Linked DNA regions of Homo sapiens: region 2 is linked to region 1. A link is a loop called in an ENCODE intact Hi-C map of the cell type or tissue named here. Cell type or tissue: prostate gland. All regions are shown on one strand. Links, peaks and the distances in the headings refer to the core of each region. The heading gives the core; the rest is flanking DNA. Region 1 has its middle 80 kb from the start of LINC01741. Region 2 has its middle 51 kb from the start of LINC01741.

The links. Hi-C counts contacts between places; a loop is a spot of excess contacts. Peaks named below come from ENCODE experiments on the same cell type or tissue, not always from the same donor. Only the 100,000 strongest peaks of a DNase experiment are listed, where the experiment ranks them.
Region 2: a loop joins it to region 1, with 2.2 times the contacts of the local background. A loop is called at or near these places in 1 of 110 quality-filtered maps.

What each region holds. Positions count from the first base shown.
Region 1 is chr1:177,772,849-177,788,426 of GRCh38, reverse strand. No RefSeq gene overlaps it. Among named protein-coding and RNA genes, the nearest start is that of LINC01741, 80 kb to the right of the region's middle. In prostate gland, for the core only: a CTCF peak has its summit at 8,114 (motif pointing right); a DNase peak (open chromatin) is centred at 8,126.
Region 2 is chr1:177,641,714-177,657,291 of GRCh38, reverse strand. No RefSeq gene overlaps it. Among named protein-coding and RNA genes, the nearest start is that of LINC01741, 51 kb to the left of the region's middle. RefSeq lists an enhancer at 1,124-1,625. In prostate gland, for the core only: no CTCF peak of the experiment used is centred there; a DNase peak (open chromatin) is centred at 6,011.

The DNA of each region.
Region 1 (15,578 bases), core at 3,634-11,633:
CTGTCCACATACACATATGTTTCTAACAAACAGGATTCTAATAACTATATCATTTTTGTAATTTGCTTTTTTTAAAAAACTTAATACAGTCTGAACATTTTTTTGATATGTATTTAAATATTTGCTTTCCATATAATGCTTAGTGGATGCCACTCACTCTTAGCTGGCTCTTCATGGCTGCTGATGACGCTGAGAAGCTTGGGGCAGATATTTGTTCTTCTTCACCTGGAAGTTGTCTATGGTCTCTGCCTCCCTCTGCTTTGCTCTGTTTCTGAGAATGAAGAGCCCTTCCTCCATGCCAAGGCTAAGGCTTCAACCCCTGCTCTCAATCTCATTCCCTTTAAGAAGCTTGCTTGCCATTCCCTCCCATGTCCTGGCTTTCGTGTCCACGTTCACGTCTCCAGTTCAGGCCCTTGTTCTTCACACTTGGCAGAGCTTCACAAGAGCATCCTTCCTTGTCTTCTCCCCTCCTGTGTCTCTCTTCCAACCAGGATTTTACACATCAATGGCACATTAATCTTATTAATGGTCATGTTCTTTCCTCATTCAAAAACATTGAGTGTCTCCCCATGTCTGCCATGTCAAGGCCCCACCCTAGGCTTGCACACAGGGCCTTTTGCAATATGTCCTCATTTCCCATACGTGGGAGGAAAATTTAATCCTCTTTTTTCCCCCTTTTTCCCACCAAATCCAATTGATCAAAATCTCCTGTAGACTCTACTCTGCTCTTACCTTGCTGGTTCCTCCTCCTTTTCCCCAGCCTCTTTGCTTCTGCCTGGCTCCCACCCTCTTTATTTCTTATCTGAATTCCTACAAGAATCTTGTCCCCGGCTTTCCCACCTCCAGTTCTTCCCTCTCTGTGATGCTTTTCATGCTGCACATAGCAGGATTTTCTAAAAGAAAATATGACTATTGTATACTTCCTTAAGATATTTAATGGCTCTGCAGAGAATTTGGAAAAAATCCTAATTTCCTAGCATAACCTAAAGGCTCTTCCTGATGTGAGTTCACCTTGGGTTTCCTTCTCACCTCCTCGATGTTGAGCTTGAGCCACACTGAGTGCCCCCAGCCCCTTGAATGCCGCGGAAGTGCTCTCCAATCTTGTACATGCTGTTTTACCTCCTTTATGTCTCCCCCTCCTTCTCTCCCTGAGAATCTGCTCCTGACTCTGGGTTAAATGTCCATTTTAAGGGCATCCACATCTTCTGGTACTTCTCTTTTCCTGGCTGCAATCATATTGCATTATAACTGCCCTTTTACTTGCCTGTTAGGTAAGAAGCCTTGAGGTCCTTGAGGGAAGAGTTGGTATTTTATTTGTCTTAATATATCTCCAACACCCAGTACAGGAGGTACAGCAGGTTAACTCAATCACTTTTGGTGTGTAATGAATGAATAAGTATCTCAGTATTACATAAGAGTGTATCAAGGATTCAGATATGGAGAGAAGGGGGCAGTGGATACTTACTGTTCCTGGTTCGCAATCAGGCAGAAGTTTAATAAATAGTCAGTTGTAGCTAACATGCAATTCCCATGATTGCTCTGAGTCTTCCTCCTTCCATAAGTGCATGGGGCTATTTGTACAGACTCTTTTTCTGGGCTGTTTATATCAGTTTCTTTAGATGTCTGCGAATGCACTGTGGTTGAGGCACTGGGCTATTGCTCTGATGGCAGATTCCAGAGAGGAGGTCCAATGCCTGGTGGCCTCAGTGGAGTCATGACTACCCCAGGACCACTCTGACCTTGACCCATGATTTGATAGTGATGGCAATGGCAGTGACCATGATGGTGATGATGGAAAAACACAAAAAAGCTTATTTGTGTCTGTGTCAAGCCTGGGCTGGGGATGTGAGTGCTGGTCGCATTGTTCTATAAGGGTCACAAGGCACATTCCTTGTCCATGAGGAGCTTGACATGTCTCTGGTCCGAGTCACTAAATACTATCAAAGCTGCCTTCTGAGGGTCCCCCTACTTTCATTCCAGGCTTACTCCATGAAAACATTCAGATCGTGTGACTCCCTTACTTTTTAACCCCTCTAGCAGCTTCCTTTGCATTTAGATTTGAGGTCTTTATAATGGTCTGTGAGGTCTTGCCATGATCAGGCTTCTGCCTTCCAATCCAGACTCCGGTCACCGTTTTCTCCTTCATTGGCTGCATTCCAGACACTTTAGTCTTCTTTCAGTTTCTCGAGTGCTCAGGTCTCTTTCTCACTTCTGCATCTCCTCTTATGGTGCTCTTCCCTCTGCCTGGAATGCCTTCCCCTTGCCCTTTGCATGACTGATTGCTTTTGTTGTTTCAGGTCTTAGCTTGGGCTGCCCTGGACACACTTTCTGGTGGGACCCTCCATGGCACTCCATCACTGCATGTTTTTCACTTTCTTCATAGCATTTCTCACCATCTGTAATTATGAATTCATCTTTTGATTTACTTGATTGCTACTTTTCAATCCTTACCAGTTGAATAATTTTGGGTAAATTACATAACCAACTTTCACCCCAACGTCTTCATCAAAAAAAGGAGATATTGAGAGGATTAAATGACAGCAATACATGTCAGTGCTATAACAATGCATAATGTTTAGTAAATGCTCCAAATGTTAGTGATTATCTTTGTTATTCAAGTTCTTTGAGAGGATGGCTGATACGTGTTGTGTTTACCTGTGCCTACCACAACTGGTACATATTAACCAAACAGCTGATTTTTCTTGAGAGCTATCACTGTGTACCAGGTACTGTGCTAATCACTTAACATGTGTTAATTTATTTAGGCTTCCTAGCAGAGAGGCACAGAGAGAATACCCAAATTGTCCAAGTCTGCATAGTGCAGATAGAATTTGAACCCATTCAGTTTTGCTCACAGTTGACGCTCTTTGCCAGGCTAAGTGCAAATGTTCATTGAATTCATGAATGGGAAGATTCCTCCTGAGCACTCCTGATTTTTCTCTTTGAAAGCATTCTCTTGCAGGATAGCAGGAGCATTACCAGTTCTCTAGATCCATCTAGAATGCCTGGGTGCCCCCCATTTTGCCACACTTACCCTCCTTGAAAGGAAATGAAGCTTCCCTGACCCCCTGAAGACTGATAACCAAGCCCCAGCCCCCAGGGTGACCTTGATGCAATGGAGGCAATGGCCTCCTGCCTTTGTGCAGCAGGAGAGGTTTCAGACAAATATGCTGTGTGTGCTCCTAGCTGCATCTGCTGCCTGCAAACATCCTGCTACAAGGAATTCACTCAAGGCTGATTCTTCTTTTATTTTCCTTGACAAAAGGCAAGAACTGTGCAGGGAGGAAACCCTTTACTCTAAAAGGAATTGTTAAGTGTGGAGCCAGTCTTACTGTTCCACGGATCAATTTAAGGGGCCTGGGAGGCTGACAGTGGGTAAGGGGCTCTCCCTAAAAGCACCCAGGCTCTGAAGCCCCAATTTCCCTAGTGGTCCTGCTGTGAGCCCCTGACCTGAGATATATGAGGTGCTGAGAGAGATGGACTTTGCCTTCCGGCTGCCAGTGAAAGACGTCATCACACACAGGTCTATATTTTCATTTCCAGAGCCTGCTTCTCCTTTTTTACAGAGTATATTGAGGGCCTGTAGGGATTCCTTTGAGCATCCCTCCTTGTGATGAGCCCCACCTTTGAGGACTTGCCTGCAGTAGCTGCCCTCTTCCTCTATCCTCTGTCATTTTACCAAATATATCTGTGTGTATTAGGCATGCAATAAGAGTCTTCTAAATGAATGTATAACCCTCAGTGCCTCTCAAATGACCCCAAGCAAGTCTCCCCTGCAGGGAAGGGCATTCCAAAGAGAGGAGGTGGTGTGAATCAAAGCACAATATCAGGAAATTGTGTATGTAATTAGGAAATAGTGAGCTCATGCTTTTGATGGAAGATAGGGTACAAGCAATGAAATGTGCGTTTATTCTCCTGATGCTCACTATGTCTATGCTTTATTCTTTGCTTTTCTCATCCTTGCTCTGTGTCCCAGGAAGCTGACTTCTCTGTTTGGATCACATGGGCCCCCTTGTCCTGAGGTTTCCTATTGGAATTGAACAATAGGAGGGATGGCAAGCCATTAGAGGATGGGAATAAAGAGAGATGGGTTCTTTATTCCCTTTCTTCTCATGGGCCTCCTCCCTATCCCCAGCTGGCTGAGGTTCCAGTGGAGGCTCCAGTTCTCTAGCAACACTTCAGTCTAGGCTCATGTTCCTCTAGCTCCAGATGTCATGGGGGTAATCTAGTGACATGGTTCCTACCTTTTGCTGCTTCAGACCTAGGGACAGTTAGGGCTTCTCCTTGGTTGCTGGTTCCTCCAAGTTTTACCTTCCCTTGATGGTTCCTTTAAATAGTCCCAATAAGTGAGTTCTTTGTAGTTGAATCCTTGAGTGTGTGTGCCATCTGGTTCCTGGTAAAAACCTGACCAATACAGAGAGCCCTGGAAGACTTTGCTAGTAAGACTGGATATAGCTAGGTTTTGGAGAAAATTGAGGACTAGGCCTAAATTTTTTTTTAAATTAGGCAACTTGAAAATCATTAGATGTTTCTGAACACGAGAAGGACTTGGGCGGATATATATGGCGGCAGTCAAAATAAAGAGCAGTGGATGCAGGAGATAAGGTAAAGGTAGAAGACGGATGGAAGTGGTAACTTACTAAGTATGTGAGGATGGAGAAGGAGCCTTTGAAGCTGGGTCTACGTCTCCAGGATGGGGCTCACTGAGAGAATAATGGTGCCACAAGCAGAAATGGGAACGGGAGGGGAGGCACTGTTACATTTGGTTTGAGATGAGTTGAAAATGCCTCAAACCTTCCTCTATAAATTGTGGTCATGGCTGTCTGCCTCAGAGGGGCTGTGGTAGTATGAAATAGTTCACCAATCAGCCCCAAGCCTGTGATAACAGAAAATATCACACAAACATGCAGTCCTTCTGCAGAGTGGGGCTACTTAGTAATCATCCAGTACAGTCCTGGTCCTTCAGAGAGTTAATCCACAGTGGCCATCTGGGTTTACACATAACAATGAAATCTCAAGTCTTTTTTGTAGATGTAGTTTTTATTTAGATATGAGTTGAGGCAGCAAAATATATCATAAGAGGGCATCTTGGGGAACAGAGGGCTACTTAGTTTGGAGAAGAGAAAGCTGAGAGGAAAAAAGAGGTTCGTTCTGTGCAACGCCAGGGGGCAGCTCTGAGAGAAGGGTGGGGTTAAGGGTTGGAGGTGGGCGGGGGGCGGAGGTCACCAGGAAGGTAAAATAGAGAAGAGCCTTCCAAGGATTGATTTACTCTGCCCATTGTTGGCATGAGCCCTTCACAGAATGGTGGGTACCTGCTCCTAAGGGAGATTAAACTTAGGCTAAATGCTTGCTGGTCACCAACTCTGCAAAAAGAGTTTCTGTGTTGTGTTGTAAATCGGGCTGAAGAAAATCACATCATATTCCATTTCCATGTGTTCCAGGCCAGTGATTCTATGAGCTCTCACCCTGTAAATACAGATGCAGAGGTGGACTGATGGCCACAAGGCTAAAACCAGCAGCTGTCCAGGTTCTTGGCTTTTCATTACAGGTATGTTCTAGAGAGAATTAACGGGGCAAAGAACAAACAAAAAATCTTTTGGGTCAGAAGTTGAATAACCTTATTTGTCCCTATTCTGCCACAATGGTTATCTTTATCTTCTTTAAATAATATCCTATTTCCTTTCAATTCAGATTAACAGTATGAATTTGATTGGTCAGCCACGTAGGGAATATGTAGAAGAGAGAACAAATTTGCTTTGATTCCCTAGTGGTTCTACCAGCTGCGGAGTTTCAAAGATTTCTTTTTAAATCTGAATTGAAGATGGAATAAAGGAAATGTGCTATGATGAAAGCATGTCTGGAATGGAGAAAGGTGGCAAGTGAGGAATTTCTTGCTAAATGGGGCCAGAGAAGTTTCTCTTTCTTTGGAGTAAATGGGTGTTAAAAAAATACACGCTTATTTAGAACCATAATACCTTGAAGGAGTTCAGAGATTTTTCTGCTATTATCTTCTATTTCACAAATAATACATAATATGTATAAATTGACTTTAAGTTTACAGAACAATTTATGTGCACTATCTCATTTTATCTTGTGAGGCAGGTATGGCAAGTAATACTCTTCCCAGTTACCAGAAGAGCAAACTGAGACTAAGAGAGGTCAGTCTTCCTCTTCAAGGTCATGCAGATGATAAGGGGATGATATGGTTTGGCTGTGTCCCCACCCAATTCTCATCTTGTAGTTCCCATAATCCCTATGTGTGGTTGGAGGGACCTGGTGGGAGGTAATTGAACCATGGGGGTGGTTCCCCCATGCTATTCTCGTGATAGTGAGAGTAAGTTCTTATGAGATCTGATGGTTTTATAGGGGGCTTCCCCCTTCACTCAGGTCTCATTCTTCCCCTTCCTGCCACCTTGTGAGGAAAGATGTGTTTGTTTCCCCTTCCGCCATGATTATAAGCTTCCTGAGGCCTCCCCAGCCATGCTGAACTGTGAGTCAATTAAACCTTTTTCCTTTATGAATTACCCAGTCTCGGGTATGTCTTTATTAGCAGCGTGAGAATGGACTAATACAATGGATGGCCAAGTTTTGAACTTTAATCTTGCGGTCTTCCAAGACATGAGAAATTAAACTGTAAGCTAACAGTTATTGCATACTTATCTCTTGTGTCAGACACTGGGTTAAGCACTTTTCATGGGTTAGATTATTCAATCTTTACAGTAATTCATATTTTCCAGATATGGAAACTGAGGATGCTCCTCTAGCCTTCTTGCTCTTCCAAAATAAACACTGCTGTTTGGTTTCAAGGCCACAAGATTAAAACTAGCAGCTGCCTAGGTTCTCAAGATCAGTGTAGGCTCCTTCTCTCTAACAGCAGTAAACAAAATGTCAGTAGTATTTAGATCAGGTGAGTACGTGCATGTGTGTGTGTGCAGGGAGTATGCGTGTGCCCAGAGCGCCACACTCTATCTTTAACTGCATGCTAGGCATCTATACTTGGTTCTACTCCCAGAAACTGGAATGCTCCATTTCTCAAACTAAACTCATTATCTTCTTCCCCAAACAGCTCTTCGTTTCCTATCTTGGCCAGTGCCATCATTCTGGGTTAGCCCATATACCTGGTGTTGGTATTGAAGTCCTCTAGATTCTACTTTGTCAAAATTGTGCACAGCCATTCAGCCCTCTCCATTTTCTCCACCGTGCCTTGGGTCAGACCCACACCTCTTGGACTTTGGAAGCAGATATCTAATGGAGCCTCTATCCTTCTTCCGTTCCTACAGATTGTCTCAAATTATGTTTTTTTAGAAACATAAATCTTATCCAATTATTCTTTCTCCAAAACTTTCATGGGCTTCCTGTTATAGTCATTCATTCCACAGATGTTGCTTGTCCAACCACTGAGTGCCAAACCCTATTCTAGGTGCCGAGCACACTGGAGTGAATAAAGCAGTTACAAAGCCCTGTCCTTGTGCAATTTAAAAAGTACACGTTCTTCAGCCTAGCATTCAAAGCCCTCTACAAATCGGTTCAGCTCATCCTCCTGGTTTTTGTCCTCTCTTCACTCCACCTGTGGGTAAGAGTCATATTTCCTGTAATCCAGTCGTAGTGAGCATGCTTGGTGTCCTTTCTAGACTGGCGCCTCATTTGATGGTTACCTCAACCTGGTATTCTCTCCTGAGTCTCTAGATTTCCTGTGACCCCACTTAGTTCCATCTTTTCAGTAAATTCTTTCTAGATCAAGCTCCTCCCCTAGCTCCTCTTGTCAGAATTAATCTCCCATTCACCTATACTGTGTGTACAATGTTTTTGTACATTTATGGTAACTTTCATTGTCTGCATTACTTATATATGTGTCTGTCTCCTCCGCAGACTGAGATCCTTGAGGAGAGAAACTATGTCTCTTTTGTACTCTTAGCACTTTGCTCAGTCCCTGGCACACAGTAGGTGACTAATATTAGCCACTGTGAAATGGCTAGATGCTGACTTTCTGGATAGTACCCCCGCTATCCCCCACTCCCACCATCATGTGTCTCCATCTTTTCAAAGCTCCATAACGAGTTTACTTACACAAATAAATAAATCTTGCATAAGAGTGTCCAAGTTCGGGAGCATACTTTCAAGCCTCTAGGTGGCAATATTACTGTGCTCAAAGTGAGGAGTTGTGAGCCAAGTTGGGAAATTGTATCAGCCGCTTAGGGCACATGCCTTTCTGTCCCTTCTTTCTCCCTCCCACCCTTCTACCCTCCCTTTCACTTTTGTTTCTCTCCCTCCCTGTCTTCTACTCTCCCCTCCTCCCATCTCCATTTCTGTTCATCCATTAAATATCTTCCCAGATTTTTTTAAAACCCCAAGATGTAATTGTAGGACTGAGGAAAAGGTACAAGATCTCCTGGAGAGCCTGCCTCCTCCCTCACACACTTTGTGTAGAGTTTTACATTTTAATATTTCTATTAAATTCCATTTACATTTTGTAGGTCTGGGTGAATTATGATATTTAGAGATGGGGAGTTAGGAAGCAGCTGTTTTTAGAAGCAGCTGAGGAAATAATCCAAAATGGCCTTACGACATGTCTGGCGTGTCCACATTCACCACACACCAATCCTGGACCTGTCATGGGTGTCCGGGGGTGAGAGGGACACTGGGCTTTGCCAGGAAGATCTGGACTGGACTAGTTGACCAGGTTTAGAGAGGGCCCGGGGCTGGATCCACAGGTGATGTTTCAATTCAAATCAGGGCAGAGGTGGGATTTCCTGGGAGCCCGAGTCAGAGGAGTTGGGCAGCAGGAGGGAGCCAGCGGTGGGGGTTTAGGGGGTCAGTGGGGAAGCTGCGGCAGAGCTCTGGGAAGGCAGGGGAATGCAGATGGGCTGCTCCTAGCTGCCCAACTGAAATCTCCACCTGCCTGTTTTTCTATAATGCCCACTGCTCTAACAATTCAGCATTTCAAAGAGGGGATGGTGGAGGAGGGAAGTGGTGATTTAAGCATGAAAAATGTCATTTTGCCTCAGAGCAAACTGCCTTTCTATGGCCTGGCTCCTTTTGTGAGGTTTGGATTTAGGCACATCTGGAAGATCATTTGCCCAATACTAATAGGAAGGCTCACTGTGCTCGTTTGTTATGAGATGTAATGGGACTTACTCTCACTGTGAGAACGGCAGCCACCTAGTGCCACTGATTTCCATTTTTCTGTCACCATGAAAAACTCTCTTTCACATGTATGTGTGCACACACACACATGCACACATGCACACATACACACACACGCATGCATGCACACACACACATACACACACCTCACACCCACACATACACATTAAAGAACCCTTGGATTTCCACTTATACATTTCTCTTTGAGACAATTAAATCCATTCACTTTCCTCCAAACCCCATTCTTTATTATTTTCCTGCCTTAGGTTTAAGGTCATTTGGTTCAGAAGAGAGGCCCTTTCACTTGCATACATTTAATTAATCCTCCTCTTTCTTCCTGCCAAACTCCTCAAGATACTTTGCTTTCTAAACGTGGGCTGTATTTTTCTCCCCTTTCCCTTACAAGTAGCATGTGTTTATTATCTATAACTTTTGAGGGCCGTGCACTTATTATTCAGTATTTGAGTTCACTGTTGTTATTTGTAATTTTGAAAAAAATCCAGATACATCTGTAACAGAGGTTTAGTTTTGATTTTTCTGTCTCCTTATTAAACTATGCCTGTTTCTTTAAAAAATATCTTTAAAATTCTGTCCTAAATTCTTTGATTAGTGCCATTGATCTCTGTCACCTTTTGGGTATTTGGGGCCCACATATGAGGTACCATGTTTCCCCAAAACTGTAGCACTGTTGTCTCTTGGAGAGTGAGCCTCTTCTTTGTCCATACACTAAATATGGGGGAGACTGGACAGAAGCAGCTGTCAGATTGATTGGTCTGGAATATGGTCAAAGTCTTTACAATTCCTCAAAGCTCTTTGGATAAAATGACATTTTTCATTTCTTTTTCTTGCCTTCTCAGATGGTTTCTCAAATGTGGTTCAAACTACATGTTCCTGGGACGTGGCTGGCACCCTCTGTAACTTCCTGCTGGGATTCTCATCCTTTCGCAGGATTCCTTGCAATTTGGCCAGTGCTCTAGTGCCTCAGGCCCACTCTGGAACCATGAGAAAACTCACAGCTGCCCAGTGTGAGGCACGCATGCAAGGCCTGCCTGCCGTGCCTCCCTCTGCCAAAGGCATTTTTAGCAATTTCCTAAAAATGTGGCTACAATGGAAAATGAAGCTGTTCAGGGGGAGAAGTGATGGCCCCGAAATGCATCCAACAGCCTGAGGTGTGGCTGTGGAAGAGGAATGTGTATGGCTTAGCAGTTGAGAGTGTGGGTTTCCAAGTCAGTCTGTTAGGTTCTCATACCCAGTCCGCCACCGTGTGACATTGGGAAGTCATTTCACCTCTCTAGGCCTGCTTTCTTTATAGAAAATAGGGATAGCCACAGTACTTGAAGGGATTATGCTGAAGATTGAATGAGATAATGCACATAAAGTTGTTAACACAGTGCCTGAATCATGCCGAGTATCCAGTGAATGTTATCTATGACCAAGATGATGAGTCTGAAGGATGGAAGGTACCGTAGAGATCATCGACCCATTCCTTCATCTTTCAGCTGAGCACAGGCCACTCAGCCAGTTGATGACAGCAGCTTCTGTTAGAAGGCAGACCTCTTTTTTTTTTTTTTTTTTTTTGAGACGGAGTCTCGCTCTGTCACCCAGGCTGGAGTGCAGTGGCACAATCCGGGCTCACTGCAACCTCTGCCTCCCAGGTTCAAGCGATTCTCCTGCCTCAGCCTCCTGAGTAGTTGGGATTACAGGCATGCGCCACCACGCTCAGCTAATTTTTGTATTTTTAGTAGAGATGGGGCTTCACCATGTTGGTCAGGCTGGTCTCGAACTCCCAACCTCAGGTGATCTTCCTGCCTAAGCCTCCCAAAGTGCTGGGATTACAGGCATGAGCCTCCATGCCCAGCCAGAATGCAGGCCTGGTAACCCTTAACCCAGCATGCTTTCTCCCACGGTTGCAAGCCCTAGGCCTTCCATCCTATTCTGATGGTGGTAGTGGGTGGTGATGCAGTACTTATGATTACATAGGCAATCATTCATAAACTATTTATTGAGAAGATTCAATGACAAGCAATACACAGATCCTATATTCAGTGATCCTATTGTGCTATAGTGGGAATCAAATGTGCACTGATAACTAAAAGTCAGAGTACTATAAACGATCATTAAGGATTTGTAAAAAGTGCCATGGAAGGCAGAGAAAAGAGGCTGCATATAGATGAATACTAAGATAACACTCAGCAAACATTTATGGTGCCCCTGTTATGTGCTAGGCACAATGGGGCATAGAAACTTCTTTTTTCTTTTTTTAGATGGAGTTGTGCTCTGTCGCCCAGGCTGGAGGTCACAGCTCACTGCAACCTCTGCCTCCTGGGTTCAAGCGATTCTCCTGTCTCAGCCTCCTGAGTAGCTGGGACTACAGGCACGCACCGCCATGCCTGGCTAATTTTTGTATTTTTAGTAGAGACAAGGTTTCACCATGTTGGCCAGGCTGGTCTCGAACTCCTGACCTTGTGATCTGCCCACCTCGGCCTCGCAAAGTGCTGGGATTACAGGTGTGACCCACCGCGCCCACTGGGGCATAGAAACTTTAAGAGTAGGAACTATGTTTTACTTATCTTTGAATACCCAGCATGGTGCTTGGCAGGTGGTAAGTGGACAACCAATGTTTGCAGAGTGAATGAATAATGCAAGATCTCTATTTTCTGTCATTACTCTAGAGGTCACCATGAGGACTAGCTGGCAGTGGTACCGTCTCTGCATCTTTTTGCTGCTGCTTGTTGCTTTCCCAAGTTTTGTGCCTGTAGGTGCTCATAATGAATGGCAGCCCACAGAAGTTAACCCTGTGGTGGTCACCATGGTTGTTCTGACCTAGGAAGGACTCTGCTCCGAGGTGTCTGATATCTCCCAGGGGCCATTGTCTCCTTTCCATTCAAGGATGCCTGTCCTGCCTCGCCAGCCCACAGCACACAGCACTCTTTTCTATGCTAACCTGATCAACATTTCTATTATGTGGTGTTACTGCCCAGCTTGGCTGTTCTGTTATAAAGCAAGCTGAGAGGTGTGATCTGATTTCTGGTGGGTTCTGCTGTTTTGGCTGGAGGATGGAGAGGAACTGTGTGAGTAGATTTATTTCTCAAATAATCCTCTGCAGAAACCTGTGTTGGCTGTCTTGGTGGAACAAATGGATATCGTCAGTGCTATTGATCTGACCTTTTCCCCCTCTTCTTGTGGACGGTGTCTGTGTCCTCATTGCTGTCACTCTTGGGAGCACTGAGACAATTTAGAGCCGTTTGTAAGAAACCCCTGCTCTTCCCTTTGGCATTTTGGAGAAAGAAAAACACTTTTGACGTGAATACAAAATAATCAGGTTGTAACACCCTAGACTCTGGTTGTGTGACACACTGGAGTCCATGGAAAGCAATTTGGTGGACACAGTTCTAAATAAACATTTCTGATGAAGTTTCCTTCTTTGCTGGAAATCTAGTTGACTGGTTGGGTTTTCAGGGATTTTTGTTGGTATAGAAAGAGAAACATTCTGATTTTTCCCCTTATTCTTCAGTGAGGGAACAATGTGACTCAGAGAACTCCTTAGTCTAGTACATGGGCTGCTGTGGTCAGTGGTGCTGTATGCTCCTCTTTGGGAGGGTGAGGGTGCAGGAAGGGGAAGGTGCTCAGAAGTGGCAGGCCCAGCTAGCATAGGCAGTTTCTAAAAGACAACTTTTATGTTGTTTGCTTTTTATTATAAATTACATGTATTCCTTAGGGAAAAATCAGGAAATCAGATAAACAAAATTAAGAAATAATTATTAAAACATCAGACCTAGCATGGCCACCTTTTAGCATCGGAGGACAGAAATGGCATTACTCTCTCTCCACCATTAATTAAAAATAAAATAAGTCTACTTTATGTTAACTGAAGTATAATCATGAAAATACCTTGTATTTGTACACTTTATTCTATTTACAAGATGCATTTAAATATATTATTTTATTTAGTCTTACAATGAACATCTGAATTATGTTGTTACTAGCCTCATTTTTAAATTAAAAAAACCTCTTAGACTCAGAAACATATAGTGAAGGTATAGTGACTTCTTCCAATTGAACAGCAGGTAAGTGGCAGATCTGGGACTTGAACTAAAGTCTTTAGAATGAAACTGCAATCTACTGGATTTCAGCCATCTCATCATTTTATGGGAGCCATGTGTATCAACTGACTATTGTTACAATAATGCTGTGTAACAAACCACCTCAAAAGTCAGTGGCTCACAACAAGTATCTATGCTATCACATAGGGGTCTACAGATTTGCTATAGTTAACTGATCAATCTGAGCCCACCTGGGAGGCTCTACTTCAGGCTTCAGATCTAATGGACTTGGCTTAAGGCTGTATTTTTGGTTCAGGTCTGTTCCATGTGTATTTGTTCTGAGGACCAGATAGAAGGCAGGCCCTTTTTATGACAGATCCGAGACAAACCAACCAAACACATTTAAAGCCCCTGATCCTGCCATGCCTGGTGACATTCTATTGACCAAAGCAAGTCACCTGGCCAAGCCCATGACATTAGGAAGGATATACTGCCCTCAATAGGAAGAAAGGTTTGTACAGCAATGCAAATTATTACAATCTGGCCTCTTATTCACTGTTCTTCTGCAAGCAAAATATACTTATCTTTATTCTAATACCCTTAAATGACTCATCCAATCCATTAAGCTAGGATCTTGAAATTACCCCAAATCCTGATATAACTCCTATTAACTGAGACACCTAGGAACTAAAGAGACAAGTTATTTGCTTTTCAATCACCCAACTTACAATGTTGAACAGACATAGGCAGAATACTCCCATTCAAAAAATGCGAATGGTAGACCCATTGCAGTCACTGGTCTACAGCAATTCTGAAATCCTGCTGTGCAAGTGTAGCCACGTTTCTGTGGGTATAGAATATTCTTTTACTAGATTAGGGGTTCACAACTGTAAAGAGCCAGTTAGTAAATATTTTGAACTTTGCAGGCCTAGTTCCTATTGCAACATTTCAACAAAAGCAGTGTAGACAATTTGCAAATGCATGGATGTGGCTGTGTTCCACTATAACTTTATTTACTAAATCGGGTGGCAAGCAGGGTTTGGCCTGTGGACCATAGTTTGCTGAGCTCTGGATTAGGCCCTAGTTCTGCTCCCTAAGATGACTTACCAGTTCATTGTTCTCCATATCTTTTGGCTCCAACCTCCCGGAGATTCTTCCTTTTCCATCATCCACCATGCCTGGCCACCACTGAATAGAAGTTTACAGGATAGCCTTTCTTTCTGGCTGTGCAACTTCTCGGTCTGTTTTCCGCTTATAAAAATTTGGGAGCCAGAGATCTTTTTACATCTCAAACAGTTACAGTCTCAGGTTGATGGCGTTTTACCAATATAGGTGCTTTAAAAGTTTTGTGAGTTTCCTATGTATATGATTTCAGTCAACTCCATGCAGCAAAAGTTACAACTGTGATACATTTTGAGATATGTCTCTCTCTTAAGACTTAATTTTGTCTATTTTGGTTATACCAAGCCTCTGTAGGAGCATGCCTTTTAGCTTTCTAGGAGTACTTTATTCAGCTGAAAAGAACAGCAAGGCACCCACTTCAGTTATTTTTAGAAGCTGTAAGAAAGGAGCTGACGGCCACCCCTTAATTTAGTCTTTGTCCTGAGACTGACAAAATAAGGTGAGAAAGTTTCACTTTTCAAACCCACAAGTTCTGGAATTTTGGGGCTTTCTCTAGTCTCTCTCAATTCTGCTGGCAAACTGGTCAGTTCTTTTCAAAACTCGACTTTGTCTTACAATATCTTATCCTGCTACTAACAGCTAGATTACACTATCAATATTCTGGCTTGACACTTTCTTGCCCAGTGCTTCAAGTCCATTAGGTACATTTTCTGTCTTTCAAATGATCACAGATGAGTTTTGCCAAGCACTTATCCAAATAACATGGGATGGAATCTTTCTGGCCTTCCACTACAGTTCCCTCACTATCTGCTGCCTAGTCCCCAAACCACAGTTCCATATTTTAGGTTTTTATTACAGTAGTACCCCACTTCTGATACCAATTTCTGTGGTAACCAGCTATTGCTACAGTAATGCTACATAATAAACTATCTCAAAACTCAGTGACTTCCAACAACATGCACTTATGCTCACATTCACAGATCTGCTGGTGAATTGTTGTTCAACTGGTCTGGGATGGGTTCAGCAAATGGCCCTGATTTAGGTGGCACAAAGACTAGGATTGGCTGTAGGCCATGGTTTGGCCTAAGGTCCGCCCCATATGTATTTTCTTTCAGTCCAGGCTGAAAAAGGGTGGCAGCTACCTGGGGATCAGCTCTTCTTATAATATATTGCTGGAGCACTAGACCAGCTGAACCACACAACACATTTAAAGCTTCTGCTTGCATCATGTTCACTAACATTCCACTGGACAAAGCAAGTTACATGGCC
Region 2 (15,578 bases), core at 2,664-10,663, 130 kb after region 1:
GCCTGCTTTGCAGAAATGTGTTGGTATCAACCTACTGGTTAGCAGTCTTCACTTCTATTTGCTGTTTTGATTAGCTTCACTCCTCCTGGATTTGATTCTAGGCCCGGTTCAGGAGTCTTATGTGGCTTCACTCTGGCCAACCAACTGCCCTGGGATTCCTCATCCAAATCTATCTGGATCTTGCCTTGAGCCTGGATGTTGTTGTTGCTGGTTCAGTCCTTTTGGAATTTCCAGAGCTCATGCTGATGTGGTAGAAGCAGTTAATGTAATCTGACCTCTGTGACTAACTAGAACAGAGGCTCAAGATTTGTCATATTCTTAAGTCCCAGATACCTGTCTGTCCTAATAAATGGCCTACTCTATTTTTTCCTCAAGAACTACTCTTTAGGCTGAACCTCAGCTCTGGTGTAAGATTTTGACTTGTTCCCGCTGTACCAGTCCTGGTTTGGTAACACCTCTTCAGGACTGGAAACCTGTCTTGTGTTAGAGTCCTCACATTGACTTTGAGCTCCGCTGGCTGTTACACAATTCTAAGATGACACCTACTTGTCTATTGATGCCAAAAGCCAGCCATATCTTAAAATGCTGTGGGAAAAAACTGGCTGCAATTGTGAACAGCTCAGTAAGAATATAACGAAACAGGGTTGGATGATGTGCAGTGCCCAGTGAACTGCACTGAGTTAGACCACTGATACCTGTCTCCATTTTGTGTTTGCTCCTTAGCTTCTGTTCCAGGCTTCACTGCTCATCCTGGTCTCTGCCTTTTTGATTGAGTGCTCAGCATTTCTCTCATGTCCCCCAAAATCTGACTCAACACTCCCCTGGGTTTCATTTTTCCTTCTTTCTCCCACTATGCTATCCTCAGATGCACTTGAACATGCCTGTGCCTTCACTGTAAGTGTTCTTCATCAGCCTGCCTGGGAGAAACCAGCTGCATCACAGTGGAAGATTTTATATCAGGTGCCCCTCATATATCTACTCAGAACACAAAGTCATCTGACATAGACCATGTTCCAAGCAAGGACACTTCCTCTAAAGCTTCTCCACTCTCCTTCAGTTTTTGTTGTTGTTGTTGTTGTTTTTACCTTAGCAGTCCTCTTGACCTCTCAGCAAATGGTCTTGCTTTGTGCTTTTCTGAGCCTGTGGAAGTCACCTGGAAGTTTTTGGTTCACTGTCTGCTCCTTCAAAGTTTCTGCCTTCATTCTTCTCTATCTTAGAGTAGTTATCCTTCCTGAAACTTACTCCTGGACCCAATAGTTAGAGTTGGTTCCTGTCTCCTCTTTCAAGATAATGAAAGATGTTCTGCTTTTTCTGGCCATTTTGAATCTCTCTCCCTCTCTGTGGGATTCTTCCCATCTGCTTTTAAATCAGCTTGATCTATTGTCTCCAAAAGAATGGCCCTCTGTTTTCTCCTTGCCAAACTTCTTGAATATGTGGACTCCACCCACGGACTCCATATCCTGGGCTTCCTCACTACTATTTCACTTCGAATACCCTGCAATCTGGCTTCTGTTGTCACCAAATTCTAAAGTTTCTCTCTCAGAGTTCACTGTTAATTGCCAGACAGAAAGACTTATTCTCACATTTTATGTCCTTTATCCTATCAGTAACATTAGTACTGTTAAAATAGCCGATGCTATCTTTCTTGATTGAAATTATTTTCTCTTTTTTATGGCCATCTTATTTTTATTGAATGTTTGCAGTGCTATTTAGCTTTTCTTACATGTTTCTCTCTTCTTTCCAGCTAGACTTTAGTTCCTTGAGGATGGGAGCTGTATATAATAGATACGCATTGTTGTTTCAAGAGCACCTAGTATCATGCTATATACCTAACAGATGTATGATAATATTTTCTAAATGAAGAAATAATGAAGAATTTAGAGTAATTCACTCATGTAGTCATGTATTTATGAAAAAATTCTTATGTCACCTCTCTATAGATTCTGTTATATGCTGTGATGCAGCATCTCAAAAGACATGAATAGTTCCTGCTTTCAGAGAATTTATAGTCCAGTGGGTTTCTGTGCTATAGACCCTTAGTACTTGCCAGAAATATGTTACAGGAAAGGGGTCCCAATCCAGACCCCAAGAGAGGGTTCTTGGATCTCATGCAAGAAAGAATTCAGGGCAGGTCTGCCATGCAAAGTAAAAGTAAGTTTATTAAGAAAGTAAAGTGGTGAAAGAACAGCTACTCCACAGAGTAGGACGTTCCGAAAGTAAGAGGAGGAACACATCCACCCTAGGTACAATGCTTGTATATATGGGGAGTTGTGCTCTGCTATAAGGGTTTGTGATAAAGGATTAATTTTCTTAATTACTATATTTTGCAAGAATCGATATTATTATCTTTAAAGCAAAATTAGGAATGCCTCTGTTCTCCAGGTATTGGGATATCTGGACACTCACAAGTCTGGGTGTGTTTAGTAAACATTATTAATTTGTTCCCCTAACTGTAAACATCTAGAAGCTAGGAATGCCTATGCTTCTGCAAATGCAGCCCAGCAAGTCTCAGCCTCATTTTCTCAGCCCCCACTCAAAAATGGAGTTACTTTGGTTCAACTGCTTCTGACACTATGATGGGGAAGCACTTAACTAGAGGCGTGGAGGTCAGGAAAGGTTTCCTGGAAGAAATATTATATAGGAATTTGCAAGGCAAAGAGAAGGAAAAAGAAGTAGGTGTTCCTGGTAAAGGGAGCAGCATGTTCAAAGACTAGAGAACATGACACCCTTGAGGAACTGACCAAATGAAAATTGGAGCCAGAGAGTAGAGAGAATGAGGGAGATAAAGCAGACAGGTGGGTTGTGTCCAGATTAAAACAGGCATTTGAACTTCTTCCTCCTCTTGAAGTCTTTTACTACTGTGTACTATTTAATCTTTACACTCTTCTGAGTGGTATGTGGCAGCTGTTTTACAAATGGAGAAACTGAGGTTCATAGAGGAAAAACTCACTAAGTCAATAGCAAACTGAAAATATCACTTCCTGATGCAGTTTCCTTTTTTAATTACTACCTTAGCAACAAGAACAAAATGGGCAAGATGTAAAAAAAAATAATAATTAGGCTGGGTGCGATGGCTCATGCCTGTAATCCCAGCACTTTGGGAGGCCAAGGTGGGCGGATCATGAGGTCAGGAGATCGAGATCATCCTGGCTAACACGGTGAAACCCCATCTCTACTAAAAATATAAAAAATTAGCCGGGCGTGGTGGCGGGTGCCTGTAGTCCCAGCTACTCAGGAGGCTGAGGCAGAAGAATGGCATGAACCTGGGAGGCAGAGCTTGCAGTGAGCCGAGATCATGCCACTGCACTCCAGCCTGGCCGACAGTGCGAGACTCCCTCTCAGAAAAAAAAAAAAAAAATCATAATTAAAAAAACCCATCAGAGAGCTGGAGATGCAAAGAAACCTAAGTGAGCTATATTTAAAAAAAGAAGGATTTGGCTGTGTTTATCACTGGAACAATGGTGGGAAAGGGAGGAATTTATTGTAAACAGGAATAATGGGAAACTGAGCTAACTTTCCATGAATTTTAATCATCACATGGGGCTTGTGTGATGGTATCCTTAGTTACAGAACATATCAGTATCACCTGTGGATTCCATCTTGGGTTTTTACTACATACACAGGGAGAGGATGTCAAAGGTGAGGACAGAGCAAGAAAGTGGGGAGAAATTACCCCAAGAAGCATATGGTTTTCCCTAAATGAAAAGCAGGAACCTTCTTCAAGTGCAATATAGTGGCCTAATAAAGGCTGGGAGAGAGCAGGTGAGCTGAACAAATGCCCCAACTAGATGCATAGTACCTTCCCTGGGTATAAGGCAATATTTCATTGAAGGCTAGCATCAGGACAGAAGAATTTATAGAAATCTCTCTAACGCACACTGGTTCTTCTCCAAATGCACTGATGATGCTCTCTGAAGGCTGGAGGAAGAGCAGTAAAGGTAAAGCAAAATCCCTCCTAGGCACATTAGGTCTTTACTGAATCCATTGCTGCATCTTTTTAAAAACTGGAGACAGGATGGCAGGGTGAAGAGAAATCTCTTGAGGTACAGAAAATTACAAGTGGGGTTAGAGAGAAAAGATAACTCCTCCATGATCTGAAATCTGGTGGTCAGGCTGTAGAGAAGAGCTCTCTTATGGTTCAGGACGTTGGTGACAGTGATGCAAAGCACAAAAAGATCCCGAGTCTCCCTGGTGCTCAGACCCCAAGTTATTTTAAAGAAATAGCTCTAATTCTGTCTGCAAAATATCTAAGTCCAATAGTAATCTAAATCTAGTTAAAGCTGCAACAATACCCACCTCAATATAGATTAGATGGAAACAGCCCCTTAGTGGCTTGACGGGGAAAATATGCATGATATTTGGGAAGTATTTACTTTTAAATATCCCCCTCTTTTTCACACACAGTGTCTGGCATAGTAAACAATTATATGTAAAGAAGCAAGAACATGTGACATGCAATCAAGAATAAAAGAGTTTATAGAAATGGGCCCTCAGATGGCCAAAATGTTTAAATTATCTGCCAAAAAAATTTAAAATGACTATGATAAATATTTTAAAGGATATAGTACAAAAGATAAACAAAATTCATGAATACATGGAGAATGTCAAGGAGAAATGGAATCTATAAAAAAGAACCAAGTGAGCATGATAGAAATAAAAAAGAAATAAGAGAAATGAAGAGTTCCTTCAACCAGTGTTTCATTTACCCATTGCTGCATAATGAGATGCCACAAAGAGGGATTTTAAAGAAAAAAAATTCAATTTTTTTCTTATTATTCTGCTATCTGAGCTGGGTTCAGGTGGACAGTTCTGCTCCATGTGCTGTATGCTGGGTCTCAAATAGCCAAGATGCCTTCTTTACTCATTTTTTTGGTGCTCAAAATTGTAGTGCTTTCATTAGTTCAGTTTGCCAGAAGAGTTGGGGGCTGACCAATCACTTTTCATTCATTCTGTGGGGACTTTCCAGTTTCTAACTTTACTCTTCTCAGAAAATGATAGTCTTAGGATAGTTTGGTTTTTGATATATGTTGCCTAGCTTCCAAGAGGGAAGAAATGGAAGCTGCAACTCCTCTTAAGATGTGAACTCATAAGTTCTAGAACATAATTTCTGATGCGTTGTATTGTTTAAAGCAAGTTACAAGTCAAATCCAGATTCCACCAGCATTAACTTTCAGTTTAAAAGAAATGTGGAGGATGGAAGAACCCATTAAATACCACTATAAGGGAAAAATCAGCCAAATTCAGAATATAGAATATTTGAGAGAACAAATGACCCACTTTTACTAACTGGCCTGAGAGATAAGGTAGAAGTGGGGAAAGGAAGGGAGAAGTGTTATAAAACCCAGCAACCAAATGCAATGAATGCAATGTGTAAATCTTACTTAGATCCTGAATAGAACAACCAATTGTAAACTGACATGTTTGAGACAATCAAGGAAATTTGAATATGTTTTTATTATTTGGGGTATTAATAAACACCTGTTAATTTTTGTTAGGTTTAATAATGGTGTAGGGGTTATATATGCATAGATAAATAAAGTATTGGTAATGTAATTATCAATTAGAGAATACTACAAGAAAATTTGGGGGAAGAATGGCATAATGTCTTGGTTTTGCTTTAAAATATTCTGGGAAAAACAAAACAAACAATGCATTTGAGGAGATAGATGAAACAAGATTGGTAAAATGTTGACGATGCCTGAAGGAAAATGGTGGGTTCATCAGGTTCATTTCATTATATTATTCTCTATACCTGAAACATAATAAAACTTTTTATTAATTTTTATATAAACATAGTAAAGGTTAAAAGTTGCATTTGCCTTTCTTGAATAAGAAAATACAACGCACGTATAAAAAGTAGGACTATATTTTCATTTTTCTGAGATTTCAAGACATAGCTGGGGTAATTTGGAGAGGCATTAGCACATGCTACAGCAGGAAGGAGTGGTGCCACACAGACTCTGCTTGGGAACACAGACGTGGAGTTGAATTAAAAGTCACGGCCTGCATACAAACAGTTGGATCATATCAGTGAGGGACTTTATGTTCCCTTTGTGCTTCTGGACTGCCAGTCCCCTCTTTGTGCCAACTGCTCTGTCTCTCACAAGCTAGAGGCTGATTCTTCATTCAGTGAGTTAATTTTAAATGAAATGAAAACCCAAGTCATAATGTTTGGTTCACTACACAGGCAACAGGCACTGTCTGCCTCATTAATGATTAACATGGCAGCTGGTAATGTCTTGCAGCTGGTTGACCAGTTTAATGATGCCAAAATCTGGCTACATCCCTCTCCTGTTCTGACCAGTGCAGGGATCAGCTTTCGTCATAGTGGCTTGAGCTTGGTGCATAAGGACATAGATTATCAACATGAAGAAATAATATTTCTTGTAGTGGGGTCAACTTAAGTGCAAAGACTATAATTATTTTTGCTAGCCCAGACAGAAAGGCTGCAAGACCCATAACGCATTTATCTGGTATTGGAAGAAACAGAATATTTGATACCCTAAGAGGCAAGATTAAGTTCCAGAAAGAGTTAAGGGGCCACTGTTTCTAGAGACTAGCCCTGAAAGGTGATATAGGAGGTACAAGGTAGCCAAGAAAAGAATTAAGAACCTGCTGGGCATAGTGGCTCACATCTGTAATCCCAGCTACTTGAGAGACTGAGGTGGGAGGATCACTTAAGGCCTAGAGTTTGAGACCAGCCTAGGCAACATAGTGAGACCTCTATCTCTAACAATGTTTTTAAAACACAACAACCCCTCCGCCCCATTCTTCCTAGAGTTACATACAGGGCCCAGAACTGAAGGTTAAAGTATGGGGTAGTCAGAAGTTTGGAAATCCAGGCCTAAGTGAGCTGCAACAAGAATACAACGTCCACAACATTGAGGGGTGAATGTCAAACGTGATCTACTTGTATTTCTGCAAAGTTAAACATCTGAGAAGACCTGAACTCAGAAGTGTGAGACGGCAAATGCCTACTTTTGGCTGACTGTGGCTGATTATGACATTGAGAGGCAGAAAGAATGGAATAAAGATGACCAGGTGGGCTTTGAGCTTAATAGCCTGAGTTGAAATCTTAGCCATTCTATTTATTATCTGCGTTGACTTCAAATAGGTTTCTAAACTTCTTGAGATTAAATTTCCTCATGTACAAAATAGAGCATTCAAAGGATCAAATAATTAACATAATGAAGAGTATTAGTATTAATTGGAAAGATTCAAATTTTGGCTTCATTTTTTTCACTATCAGTTATAAAGTGTTTATGTGTACCTCATCTCTTATTTATTTGGAAAGAATCCTGTGATACAGATATTATTTTGATATCACAGGTGAGGAAACCAAGGCTCAGGATCTGCTCTGTGCCAGGAAGTAGCAGAGCTGGGACTAAGCCAGTTCTCCCAACTCCAGGGCAACATCTGCCCCTTGAACCTCTCACTGACTGCTCTGCCACAGGTCACCGATTTTTTAGCCTCTACTAGCCTCAGCTTACTTTTTGCTTTAGCATCCCTGATAGTCTTGACCAGCTCCCCTGGAGTGTTTTGCAGAGCCACTCATAATTTACATCAGCACAGTGTGGTTTGCTAGTAGAAGGTATCACATAAGTAAGAGCAGAGTCCAACATAGGGCCATCTCTGTTCTGGCTGCTTGACTTCCCTGATGTCCCTGATTAAGAGGACACTCTTGATATCCCAGGCTGTGAAGACTTATTTTGAGTTAAGTACTTGTACACTGGATTTGCTTTTATCTGATGCATGTTGTGACTGTGCTCTGTGCCTGTTTTGTGACCTGGGTTTTTCATTTTTCAGTACTTGAGGTTGTAAGGACACCAGAGGAGAATAGATTGTTGGGGATCACACCCTCTCCCATCCATCCCTGCCCCAGCTCTTGTTCACAGGGGCACAGACACGTGCACATGCACATATGTGAGCCTCCGCAGCCTCCCCTCCCTCAAGTTGGATTGAAGCCTCCACAGTACCAGAACAGACACTATTTCACTTGGAAGAAGTGTTCCATTTCTACCCTTCTGAAACCTCGTCAGGGTAAGAAAAACAGAAGCTGTGACTTCTCAATGCCATCTGGTAAGTTAGTTTGAGCATCGGCCCTGTGGTGCATGTCTGTTGTGTGGAAACAGACCGCCCTAGGGTGGAATAGCTGATGCTCCCAGGGGGCTCTCAGGAAAAGGAGGCATTTGTGAGTCCAGCCTCACTAAGGGCAATGCCAGGAATTAGCCATTTTTCCCCTTGAACATCATTGCCCCCTTTCAGATGCACTCATCTTGTGTGAGGCATCTGCGTGCTCACAGCCCCATACCACCTGCCCAGGGGCCTGGCAAAGCCCTGGTTCAGTTAATGAGGAGTTTAATAATCTCTGTGCATGCCAATGTGAGCCCATAACATTTAGCTCCTCTTTATCCAACCCCAGGCAATTTTCCTTCATTTTCACAGCACTGGTAGAACCCAGCTAATCGCAAGTCCCTGCAAGGAACTACATTATCAGATGAGACCCAACACATTCAGGGAGATATCGCCATAGAAGAAACACATTATCAAAGTAAACACTGAGAATGAAGAGAGCCATCCTGTATGCTTCCTTCAGCAGGATTGAAGCTCACTGTACAACATTTAGAGCTGAATGATAAACTAAACAAGTTCCAGTCTAGGAGGAGACAGCAACATCTGCCAGCAATGTTGGAAAGATGGCAGTATGTGGTCACTTCATATGGCCCAAGTGCCCTGGGGCTGAGAATGGAGAAGAGAGGAGGCTATGTAAGGCCAGACATCCCTCTCTATCACTGGGCCTTGACATCACACCTAAACAAGGGTTTGGGTGGCTCTGCAAACTCATCCAAATATGCTTTTGTATTCTTCCTCCAGTCCTATTGTGGGTTAGTGCTGCAAGTCTAGAGCTCCGGCTTATGATGCTCTGGCACCCAGATGGCTGGCAGTGGCTGACCTAATTTATCACTGCTAAGAGATGCTTTAGATAGCATGGTGGCTTTGTTATGTGTGAACTTGGGTAGGTGAACTATGTGTCCCAGAATTCCCTTCCCTGTATGTTTCCTATATGGGTAAGCCACAAGTAAGTCTCTTGTGTGAGATTTGGAGGGTGAACATGAGGCAGCAGCCATTTTGCAGCCCACACACATTGTTGATGATCTGCTGATTCACCTCATCAGCATGAAGCAGCAATTGGGCTTGCAATTTCTCTACCTTCTGTTTTCCAGCTTCTCTTGACTCTTAGGCTAGGTAGGTGCATTTGGCTCCATTTGATTACTGCAAGAAAGCCATATCACCAAGGTTACAGGTAACAAGAGACGGCAGGCATTCCAGACTGTTCTCGTGGCTGTAGGTTCTCCTTTGTTCTTACTTTCCCCACCTTCCTGACTGCCTGCCCTGTGGTCTTCAAGCGCCATAACATCTATACAGAGCCTGCTTGACCAGGTCGCACAATTGCATAAAGTCAAATCTGTATACTAAGTCTATCCATCTGTCCATCTATCTGTCTGTCAGCCTGCTTATCTATGTATCTGCCTATCAAAATCTCCTAGTGGCTCTGCTTTTCTAACTGAATGCTGACCACAGATTGCGATAGAAAAATGAGCCCCATGAATCCCCCAAGGTGGAATCCTCTTAAGACTGCTGCCTGGGCATTTGAGGGCAGTGCATTCATGGCTAGATACACTCCAACATGTTTTCCTACTTTCAGTTCTGGGAATGGTCCCTGTCCCTTAAATATTTATTCTGTACACATAGGAGGTCATGTTTGCTGTGTGGGTAACTGTATTAGCATTTCAAAGGCTTCTTCCAGCCACCTATCAAGTTTTCCCCACCACTCTACACCTTTTCTTCCTTCTCATCCCTGCTCCTCCTTCTGCCCTTGAATATTTGGGAAATTTGAGACTGGCTGGCCTTGAGTCATCTTAAGCCTAATAGACCAACTTCTCTGTGGGAGCCAGATAGTCAGGGGGACTTCAAGGAAAGGGCCCAGCTGGGAAATTAGTGCAGCAGATCCTGACAGCAGCCCTGCAGTGCAGGACAAACAGATGAAGAAAGGAACATAATTTGCTTTCTCTTACTGCAGTGTGGGAGCATCATAGACCTGTCACTCAGTTCAAGATCAGAGAAAGTTCCAAACAAGAAGCCAGCTTGGTCCAACTGCTTCTCCCTGCCCCCCTCTGCTGACTGCTGGGAGCTATGTGGGAAATTCAGGCTGGCACTCCTTGCTGCCATCCCAGGCAGCAGAAACTGGGCTCCCCCTACTCGTCACAAAAGACAGAGCCTGGAAACACTAGTACCTCTGACTAATTTGCCTTAAGTCACTTGTCATAGGATGTATAATGTGTTTTGCATTATGAGGTTTGATGGGCAGGTTGATGCCTCCTGGTAATTTCTCAGCACAAAATAATGACAGTGTGAATGAAGTTCAATGGTTACTATTTCTTCCCAACTCTTAGTTACTGTTTTACACCAGCGTATTACTTCCCCTAGTTAAAATTGGTAGCAGAAACAGAAGGGGTGAAAAACCACCGAGGGGACTATTCTTTCAGTGTTCATAGCAGGTGTCTCTATTAGGTTTTTCCTAAGAGCCACATCCAGGTGGATCAAATTAGTTAAGAGGGCTGTGAGTTCATTTGCATGTGGTCTGGATATCATTTCTGAGTACCCGAACAGTGCTGGTGTTTTTCAGGCAATTCCAACTTTAAATTGCGTTGCCCCCCATGAGAATTCACATGATCATGTACATGGAAGAAACTTAAAGTTGGTGAGAGAGAGAGGAGAGACCTACTTGGAAGAAATGCTGTGCTTTTGTGCCTTGGAGTCTGTTAAAGTAGGAGACAGGGTGAGAAGGGAAGCTGGAAGTAGTGGAAGCCTACTCCTGAAGGATTTTCTCATCTAAAATATTAATAATGATGAAAGTGATGTTACGTTATTAATGATGATGATGATGACACTAATAATCACTTGGGTCTGGCATGTCATAAAGTCCCTCTATGACCTCCCTCTCCAGGCCCAAAATACACTCGGGATTCATTCATTTGATCTCTATGTAGATTTAAATACTAGTTTAATTCACAGATACACAATCTACATGGACAAATAAGTAACTGAAGTCTGTTGTTGCATAATATTGCAGAGTAAAACAATACTTGCATTCAAAAGATTCTTCTAGTACCCTGTAGGGAAAAGCCCAGGCTTTCCCCTGAAATCCCTCCACTCACTGGTCCTCACTCTTTCCATCCATTCTTCCTTGCTACCATCAGATTCAGGGTCTGTTGAGAGGTTTATTTTTCTTGCCAACAGCCTGCGGGCTTCAAAACACAAGCTCACTCTTTCCTTTGGCTGAGTTAAAAGAACATCTCCATCTGATTTCCTTAGGGACTTGGTATAGTTTCCTCTAACTTTTTCTCCTCTTTTCCCTCTCTCTGCCTCTGTCTTTTTTCTGGGTCTGCCTTCCCTTCCTGTTTCAGTTTCTCTTCCCCCCACACTGCTCCCCCTTCTGCACTTTGCACAAAATGACCAGCACTCCATCCAAGCAGAAAGGCAGTGCTGGCGGTGGCAGCAGCAGAGGGATGGCAAGGCTATGGCCGACACTGAGATGAACAGGTCTGCGGGAGGGGTGTGTGCCACACTCAGGAAGCTGAGCCCTGTGATGATGGGCGCAGAATCTTGCGATTACACACTCCATAAAACCTGCCCTGCTGCAGCTGGATTCCATGCCAGGAAGATTGAGTTAATTTTGTTAAGTCCCTTAAAGAAGGAATGAGTGGCAGCTATTGAAGCTGTAGGAGATTTGTTGGAGTAAAACGGGGCTGGGCTGCCTGGCTTGGATGAAGGGCAGGAAGGGCCAATTGTTCAGATCTGCATGAAGGCCTGGGCATGGAAGGGGCATGAAAACCATGATACCAGAGTGCAGTGGGATTAATTGACCAGCCTTTCAGTATCAGAGTGAAGCTGGCTTTATAGCAGACTCCAGGGATTCAAACAATCATTTTGTAGTTTTGTGTTTGAGCTTCTTAAAGGAACAAATAAACACAAGTCAAAGTGCTTTCTATACCCCACACAGTATTCAACTGATCCTGTGTTTTGTCCCACCTCTGAGCTGAGGATGGGTGTGGCAGGTGTCACAAATTCTGGATCAACCCATTAGAACCCATGTTCAGTTCCTGTGAGCTCATCTCTAGTCCAGATCAATCCTTCTATCCCCCAGAGGAGTAGAAATTATTGGCAACCTCATTTTACTGATAGGCAAAGCCACCAATGAGCAAAAGGGCTATTTGCAGCTCCTCAGTAGCACAGGCCCCTTCCAAGGCTCTGGGAAGGAACCTAGTAGTATATTCAAATAATTATACATTTTGGATATTAAGTTGTCTTTACTACAGATGGTTAAGATCACTATCTCTTTCAACTCCAAGTTCCCCTCTGTCTTACTTTCCCTTGAGTGGGGAGACATCACAATGTCTATGGGCATTTTGGAATGCAGCTAAGGGGAAGCTGGAGTGAGATCTATTTGGTTTGAGCTTAGTAGATAGGTAAATCTAGGTCACCATCACTTCCATGCCTGGTTATTACCAGCTGCCTCCATATAGGAATAGCGTCCAGGAATAATTCTGCCACCTGCTGTACCAACTCACCAGCCCCCACAGTGTAGGGCTGGAAGTCATATCACCATAGGAAGGTGTCCTGTGACGCTGGTGCAGGATTTATGTGCTTAGTAGAGAAGAAACAAGTTTTGAAATGTACAGAGTTTAGAAGTTAGTCTGTGGAAAATTCTTTTAAATCTTATAGCTTACAAATGAGAAAAACAGAAGTTATTCCAAATTTATCAACAATCCTAAAAATTTACATGACATAACTAATTACAAGTTGTGAAGCTGAAACCTTCCTAAATTATCTATAATAATAAAAAAAGACTACCGATTATGCTAAAGACTAAATTGTCTTTCTAGTCTCTCTACAGAAACTTATACAATCATTATCATCTGAAGAGGTGATTATGCATTCGATAATGCAGGCAAAAAGAAGTGATGTAGGGATATACCAGGCAATTAGTAAAAGTATTAGGTGATTTAAAAATTTTGGTATATGTGATATTTGTCAGCTTTAAAAAATGTATAATTCATTGTGATTTATTTTCTTATTCTAAATGAATATTCACTTTTATGCTGAATTTTGAATTTGTAATTTTGTGTTCTTTTCTAAAAGAGAAATTCCCAAATTATGTAAGTGTCAGGCTTTGTAAATCCTGAATCTGTCCCTGGGGGTGTGGCTTGTCCTTGGTTATCCAGGATCCTGGTGTCTCTCCTGACTTTCCAGAGCAGAACTCTGCCTGCCTGACTGTAAACCTGGAGCTCAAGCTACAGGCAGATCCAATGAATGAATTTTTCCCTTCCCTCAGTCATTTGTTTAAACTCTTCATACAGAGAACTAATATCCCCTGGAGTATCTTGCCTTTCCAAAGGCTTAAATTTTTTTTTTATTCAGAAGAAAAGCCATGTGAAATTTAATGGAAAGATCCCTGATGTAATCTGATTATAGTTGAAAACTGGATACTACCTAATAGTGTGAATTTGACTAAGTCAAAAATCTTTTTTTAACCCCAATTTCCTCATCTCTCACCTGGGCATAGTTATGATGGTCCAGTTTCTCTTATAGGGTTATGGTGGGTATGACTGGGATTAAAACAGAGGTTAAAGTTTCTGAAAAGTACAGAGAACTTTGCAAACAGAAGGGATTATGTTTTATTTATAAAGTCAAAGCAACAATCTAAATTTGAGATTTTAGGTACTGAGACTGGGATTCCAAGTGAGTGAATATTTTCTGTATTTGTCCTTCTGACAATTACAACTACTTTGTGTTTTATAGGCCTGGTACAAAAAGCCATGTGGCACCTTGATTGTGGCATGTATGATGGGGCAGGCACCCATATCTTTTAGGTGTTGGAGGTTATTAAAGGATTTGGTGTATAAGAGGGGGCTTAATCCAATTCATATTCTCAAGGACTGCTCCTTCAAGATGGGCTCCTCCTTGTGCACTGAATCTTCTGATGCTTCTAACTGACTTGAAAGTATCTTGTCTCTCCTTGGAAATGTCACTTAGCCCTTTTCAAGTGTACTTGCAGGCAACTAGGATCAATACATCACTTAGGTTAAACATATTAGATAGTGATTGACAGCCCAAATGAGTATAGCTTCAGCTGCTAGCATCAGTTCTGAGCTTAGGACCTGTTGAAACCCATTCAAATCTATGAGTAGATATCCATGGCCTAGGAAGCAATGTCTTAAGAAGAGGTGTAGCCTGGAGGCAGACACAGTGGAGTTTATCACAGCTAGCCTCCAAGTTTAAGCTGGTCAGAGGGCTTCAAATTCAAAGTCATTTCCAATTAAATAGTTATTTTCTGGGCACATATTTTGTTCAGACATTGTGTTGTACATGATGGGATATAACAAAGATCAAGCTTGTCCCTCCCCATAATCAGCTTACAGGATTGCTGGGGGGTCAAACACATATACGACATACTCATATCAATTAGGCTAGTGGCTGTTAACAGCAGTAGAAAAAATCTTTCAACATTCAAGGGGGGATAAATAATGTCCTATTTATTTGGCCTTCAATTTTCTTTATTTGAACAGTGGGAAAAACTTCAGTAAAAAGAGACTTGAGTTAAAAAAATGCAAAGTTAACCCTTACACCAGCTCTGTCCACAAATGGCTTGTTTTTCCTTCTCTTTAACCATCTGGCACCATTTCCCGTAATGTGTTAATCGCTGTATCTGGCCCTGCTTAAAGAATATTCATTCCCTGACTTCAAGGAGATCATGGTCTAGTGCTGTGGTCTTTCATATATGCAGACTGTACTGCTGGCTCTCATGGTAGGACTTGTCCTGCTATGCAGGACAGTGAAGAAGGGGTCGTATATGTGGACCTGGGCTACCACAGCCTGACCCTTATGGGAACTGAACCAGCATCCTTAGCTTCATTTGTTGTGGCCCAGCCATCTGCCAAACCACGGTCTCCTGCAGCGTTCTGCTATTCCTGGGGCTTTTGTCATAAGTTGAGGGGAAGTAAAATGTAGAAACACAGATAAGAAGGTATCTTATATGTGCAGATACGATGAGGAAGAGTAGAGAGTGAGTCATGGACTTGGAGTTAGAAGACCTAGGTTCTACTCCCACCTCAGCCACCATGAGCTACTGCTTTCCTGCTTGCTCTCAACTCTTCCAACACATACTCAATCAGGTTGGAGTGTGTGCATGTGTGTGTATTTCCAGACATTATTACTTTTACCTGCAAGTCAAAAGCTGGGCTCTCTCTAGACAAACTCAAGAGGGTTTGGGCAGTAATGGCAGTGAGCCTAGGACAGGCTGCCTCAGTAGCAGTTCTTTACTTGCTCCCAGTGCCTAACCTCCTCTGTGCTCCTCTCTGTCTGGCCCTGCTGCCTTAATTCTGATTCCTATGAGTCTCTTCTTGGCTGACAGCATGGCATGTCTGGCCCACTTTTGGCAGCTCCAGCCACTCTCCTCCTTACTATTTATGTGAACCCTCTGTGTTGCTAGGCTTCTGGTTTCTCTGATGCCTGGA